Linked DNA regions of Mus musculus: region 2 is linked to region 1. A link is a contact called in ENCODE Hi-C or POLR2A ChIA-PET data. All regions are on one chromosome and are shown on one strand. The core of a region is the stretch at or near the end of the contact, and the rest is flanking DNA. Distances in the headings are between cores, read along the strand shown.

Region 1 (2,700 bases), core at 180-2,679:
TTACAGTCTTATGAAGTAAATTCATCTAATTGGTTAAGGAAGAAACAGAGGCCACAGGATTACACAGTTAAATGGGGGCAGAAGTATTGAGCCCTCGGTCCCTATAACAATATTCCAGGGTCCCCAAACTGGTTCCAAGTCCTGCTCCTCCTCTCAGAGGTCTTTCTGTGGGCTTTGTCAAGATGTTTTAGCTCTCTAAGCCATGGATATAAGTAAGATCCGGTGAATAAAACTGCAGACAGTTGCTAAGGTGGTAAACTGACACGAAGCTCCACTTGACATCCTTAGCACAGAGCTTTGCTTAAAGCTGCTCCCAGTGAATAACTAGTGTTGCTATTGTAACTATGACGATTGTGGCTGCCCCTGGAAATATGAATCCTAGCTCTCTAAACATAGGGAAGCATTTCTTTCGGTTATTCTGCCTGTATAACGTCCTTCTATGGAAGTAAAGAAGCTGGAGTTGGTGGCTCAAGACCCTAATTCCAGGACATGGAAGACTGAAGCAGGATTGTACTAAATTGAGACCAGTTTGAGAGGCAATATTGAGTTTTAGGCTAGCCTGTTTTGCTAAGCAATGTTATATGCTAATTAATTAGTCAGTTGACTAAATTAGATAAATATATGGTTGCCCTGACCAGTTTACCATTATTAAGCAATTTAGCTCCTTATGGGATGGAGCTTGGAGGTAGGCAAAAAAAAAAAAAAAAAAAAAAACCAACAAAAACCAAAAACATGAAATTATGGCATGCTTCAAATGACACATTGTTATATTGTACAGTCGGAAAACTTTAGCTTGACGATAAGAGCTTATTACTTAAAATTCAGTGTAACTGATTTGCTATATTGGCCCTAAAGACTTTATTGACTAAAGTAAACCACTATTCTCTCTCTCTCTCTCTCTCTCTCTCTCTCTCTCTCTCTCTCTCTCTCTCCCTCTCTCTCTATATATATATATGCCCCATTTCTATTTTGCATAAAGGCAAACATTCAATATGTTTCAACATACATTTTGACTCATGCTTGCTGGTGTGTGTGTGTGTGTGTGTGTGTGTGTGTGTGTGTGTGTGTGTGTGTGTGTATTTCTTTTTTTTTTTCTCACACATTTCCACTTCATCCCTGGCCAGACTAACAAAGACACTGAAACTGCATCTCACTGTAGAGAGAGAGGGAAAGAGAGGGGATGGAGGAAGAGGATGGTTCTTGCTCCTAAAAAAAGAGTCTACTTTCCAAATAAAAGAAATCTAAATTGTCATCATGTGCTGCTAGCAAGCAGATCTCTCCTGGCAAGTTTGAAAATGCTAGGCTCCATTATAAAAGTTAAAAATGTCCTGGACCTGGAGTTGTTTACCCAGAGGATATAACTGCTCTAAAGTTACAGAGCTGTGGTTGGAAGCAGCAGCCTTAAGGCCGCCTCCAAGTCCCTGACGTCATAGTAGCCCAGCTGCTGTTGTGACACTGAGCAGAGTAGCTCTTTGAAGTTCAATTTGCAAAGGCGTTTGTCAGGACCACTGTGGAAGATGAATGGATTTTGTTTTATAAAAGAACCACTGAGACTGTTCTTTAAGACAACTAGCTCTCTGCCCCACCTCTGCCATTGCTAGACTGGCCACACAGAGCCTGACCTGCTGCAGGACGACCCCCAAGTGTAAGAAGGTATGTTTCTTCTTGGCAAACTTGAACGAGCAAACTGGGTAGAGCAGGATACTGCTTCTGAATCTTAGATTAAAGATGAGATTTAAGTAAGTGTGTTTTCAGCATCTCCTGACCTGGCTGTGCTTGTGGCTGGGCCTCCGAACAGTGGGCAGGGTACATAAGGGATTCAACTGCCTTGGAGAAGGGGCTGTTCAACTGCTAAGGGTGGATTTCTAAAGCTTGGACTGACAGCAACATCCTCATCCTGAGACTGTTTCTCATTCATTCTCAGCAGTTCAGAAAAACGTTGCTCAGTGTAAGTTTCTATTAACTATTTATTAGAATGCAGTCTGTGGTGGGATGAAGTTATTTTTAATATCTGTGATATAAAATTTACAACCTGTGAGTTCTCTGTTATTTGAAATTTGTAATTTAAAAAAAAATGTAGTTTTATTCAAAACTACTATTACACTCCAGGAGGAGTATTTTTCATAATGTGAGTTAAAAGACACTGGTGTTTGTTTCCTGCAAACCAAGAGTTGTTTTTAATCAAAGCTTGTATCTTATTGGTTAAGGGAACTAAAACTAATGCGCATGTGGCTTAAATTGAGACTATGAGGAGATCCAAGAATAAAGATGGTGACCCGATGAGAAAACAAGATTGGCTTCTTTGGAATTCTTTGTGCTGCATTTCTTTGACCTTGCTAGAAAACAAGGAGCAGGCAGAAAGAGCAATGAACAGCAGTGAATTTTTTTTTCATTTTAATCTTCTAATAAAACCGAATGGGAGGTCTCTGGATAGATGCATTTGCTGATGAACAGCACATGAGCAATAGGATTCCTTAATTGCTTAAAATGGTTCCAGTGGTGGAAAATAACCTGGAAAGTAAGGGAGGGAATTACTTTGAAGATAGGTGACACAGTACTTTGAGGTATAGGCACAGAAGTTCCTAATCCCACAAAATTCATTGGGAGCAACTTATTGCCAGGCCAAATGATTTCCTCTAAGAATTGTGAAGTTGGAAGTATTTGCTGTCTCTGACATTCCTTCTGCAGTGTGCATCCTCA
Region 2 (2,700 bases), core at 118-2,617, 150 kb after region 1:
ATGCCATGTTCTTTAAAAGTCTAATGATACAGATCATTTATTGTTATGTTCTACGCATTCAACTTCTATGACAATACGTGCCTTTCAATGCCCAAGCTCCAGGTGCACATCTAGTTTGCAAAAGAACACACACACACACACACACACATACACAGATAAAATGTAGTTGTCAGAATGCGTGTGCTAACTTACAGTGGGGAAACATCTTACCTAATTATAGAGGACGGTTCCATTTCCACATCCTCAAAAACAATGTCACATAGCCCTTTCTCTTTAAAAAAAAAAAAAAAAAAAAGTCCAGAAAATAAGACAGTGACAACAATGGGGATCCCGTGCGCTCTCAGATGGGGTGGAGGGTTAAGGAGAAAACTCCACATCCAGCAAGCAGAACAAAGCGACTGCCGGAGCTCTCAAGATGCACCCGGCTTGGGAGGCCCAACTGGTATCCCGACACCTCAGGCTGGTTTCGGGTTTGGGGAGCCATCAAAACAAGAACGCTCGGCGGCTTCCGCCAGCGCGAGGAGGAGGGGACGACTCCGGGCACTGGGCAAGACCCAGAGGCACAGCCGCGGCGGCGGCGGCGGCGGCAGGGCAGGCGGAAGATAGCATGCAGCCCGTGGCCGACTGAGGCCCGGTCGAGCCCGCTGGAGCTGCCCGCAGCCTGGCCTGCCTGCGCAGTAATGGCCGGGGCCGCGCCCGTCACAGTCCGGGCTGCGCCAGCTCGGCCTCCCTCCGCGCGCCCGTCCGGGCCGCGCTGGCCAAGGGCGTCCCCGTCCTACCGGCCCCCGACCCGCCGCCGCCCGCCGCGGACTCCGAGCGCCGCCTCGCAGCCAACGAAGCCGCAGTGCCCCGCCGAGGCCCGCAGCCCACGGCCCCCCGCGCTCCTCACCGGTCCGGCCCGGAGCCCACCTCTCGGCCGCCGCCGCAGCCACCTCGCAGTCTTTTCTCCTCCGCTTCGGAGCCCGCAGCGGACGGGGACGCGCGCGGCCGTCACGTGACCGCCCGGCGCTCAAGGGGCGGGGCCGCGCCGGCGGAAGCCACGCCCCCTCACCGTGATCCCGCGCGCGGCGGCCCTGGCTGGCGGTCCCCACGCTGGCTGCTGCTCTTCTCTGTCCCTTGCTGCGACCGGGCTGCTCCTTGTCCCTGTTCCGGTCCTCCCTCACCCTCTGCGTGGCGCATCTTGTGGCCTCCTGGTTCTGAACTGGTGGAGGTCCATCTAGGTGGCTTGTGGGAGGAAGCTAGACCTTCAGTACCAGGAAGAAGAGCCTTTCCAAAACTCAGCCTTGGGTCAAGTCCTATGTTTCCTTTGGCCGTGCCCTTGGAGAGACTACCGCTTGTTCCTTATACAAAAAAGGCACAAGAAAAGTCACGGCGTGGACTGGATGGTCCCCGAGATGCTCCAATTTATTCACCTCACAAATGGCCAGATATGTAATGGGAGAGGGGGTGTGCTGGGGTGTCTTTTAAACCCTAACAGCATAGGAAGCTAGAAGAAGAAATCGTCCCGCGAATCTAGAATAAATTTCATGGGTTAGTTTTATGGCAAGCATATGGTGTTACACATCAAAATCTAGTCCTTGTTCATTTTAACCGGCACATGATCTTTTTCAGAACAGTTTTCTCTACTTGAAGTTGCACAAAATGGACCAGAGAACCTTTTCACCTTTGAAAGTATTTCCGCATTCTGTAACTGTTTGCATTGTGCTTGCAACAATGTTGCATTTTGAGGTTACATCCACTGTTTGAATTCAGGACTGAAAAATGTACTGTGCACCTATTTATAGGGTTTCAAGGCCACTGATCCAAAGGAAGAGCTCATCTGCTTAACATTAATAGCTGTAAATCCAGAGCATGGGTTCGGGTTATTCATTCAGTTGTTATAGGAAATATTATATGAACTTTTATAGCCTGAAGAGAAAAGGTTGTACATCAATGTACGTTGAAAGGGATAAGACATTGAATAGGTGAGTCGATGTGAGCAAGCATGTGGGTCTATTTCATAGGCTTCAGATGTTAAAATATTCTTAATTTCAAAGGGATCTAGCGGTAGGAGGCTGATTCACCTTACTTGAGGATCTGGGTTCAATCCCTAGTACCATTGAGGGAAGGGGTTGGGGGGATTAAAAATGTTGATGGAAGCTACTGGCTAGCTAGGTTTCAACAGTGCATACCAAACAGTAACAAAGATGTTAGGCCAGAAGATACAGGAATTTGTAGCAAATGGTTACTGTGGCAACTATGGGCTATGGGGGAGGAGGGACACAAATATATGTTCTTGTATGCAGCATTCTCCTGGACCACTGTTAGAAAGTTTAGCCAGCCATTCAGTCCACAGGATCTTCCACACAATTGTGGCTTCTTTAGGGAAACAGGTACACTGTGTGTAAATGTCTCTTGGTATCAGCTATTTCAATACATTTTCTTCTAAGTAATACTATTTTTATAACTTTAATTAATGTACAGATATTGAGAAACATGCCATCTTAGCTTAGTTCCCTATCATGTCATTTTATTTTTAATTCCAGTGGTATACAATATATGTATATAATAGTAGCAAAGTAATAGCAAAATTTTGACCTGTTCTTCAAGATTCAAGTTTGAAGAAACAATAGCAGTAATACCAATACAATATTCTGAGAGGGCTCATCTACTCCCTACAATAATCCAATGTCATCCTTTGCTATTCCCATTTTACAGATC

What was found. A loop is a pair of places that touch in the nucleus more often than their neighbours do. ChIA-PET counts read pairs that join two places held with the same protein, here RNA polymerase II (POLR2A).
Region 2: a loop to region 1 is called in a map of gastrocnemius, with 4 times the contacts of the local background. The contact joins the promoter of Rnf146 here to the promoter of 9330159F19Rik in region 1. A Hi-C loop is called at or near these places in 1 of 37 maps with a recorded cell type or tissue (gastrocnemius). POLR2A ChIA-PET finds 5 or more read pairs at or near these places in 1 of 5 experiments (embryonic stem cell).

The regions. Positions count from the first base shown.
Region 1 is chr10:29,210,214-29,212,913 of GRCm38, forward strand. 9330159F19Rik (RIKEN cDNA 9330159F19 gene) reads left to right here and starts at 1,430. Exons shown (of 6, transcript NM_001162537.2): 1 at 1,430-1,653.
Region 2 is chr10:29,361,075-29,363,774 of GRCm38, forward strand. Rnf146 (ring finger protein 146) reads right to left here and starts at 1,368. Exons shown (of 4, transcript NM_001110197.1): 1 at 890-1,368; 2 at 211-271. It overlaps Gm30698, which reads left to right and starts at 322. Exons shown (of 2, transcript XM_030245425.1): 1 at 322-595; 2 at 630-1,549. The coding sequence starts at 322. The coding sequence ends at 1,435.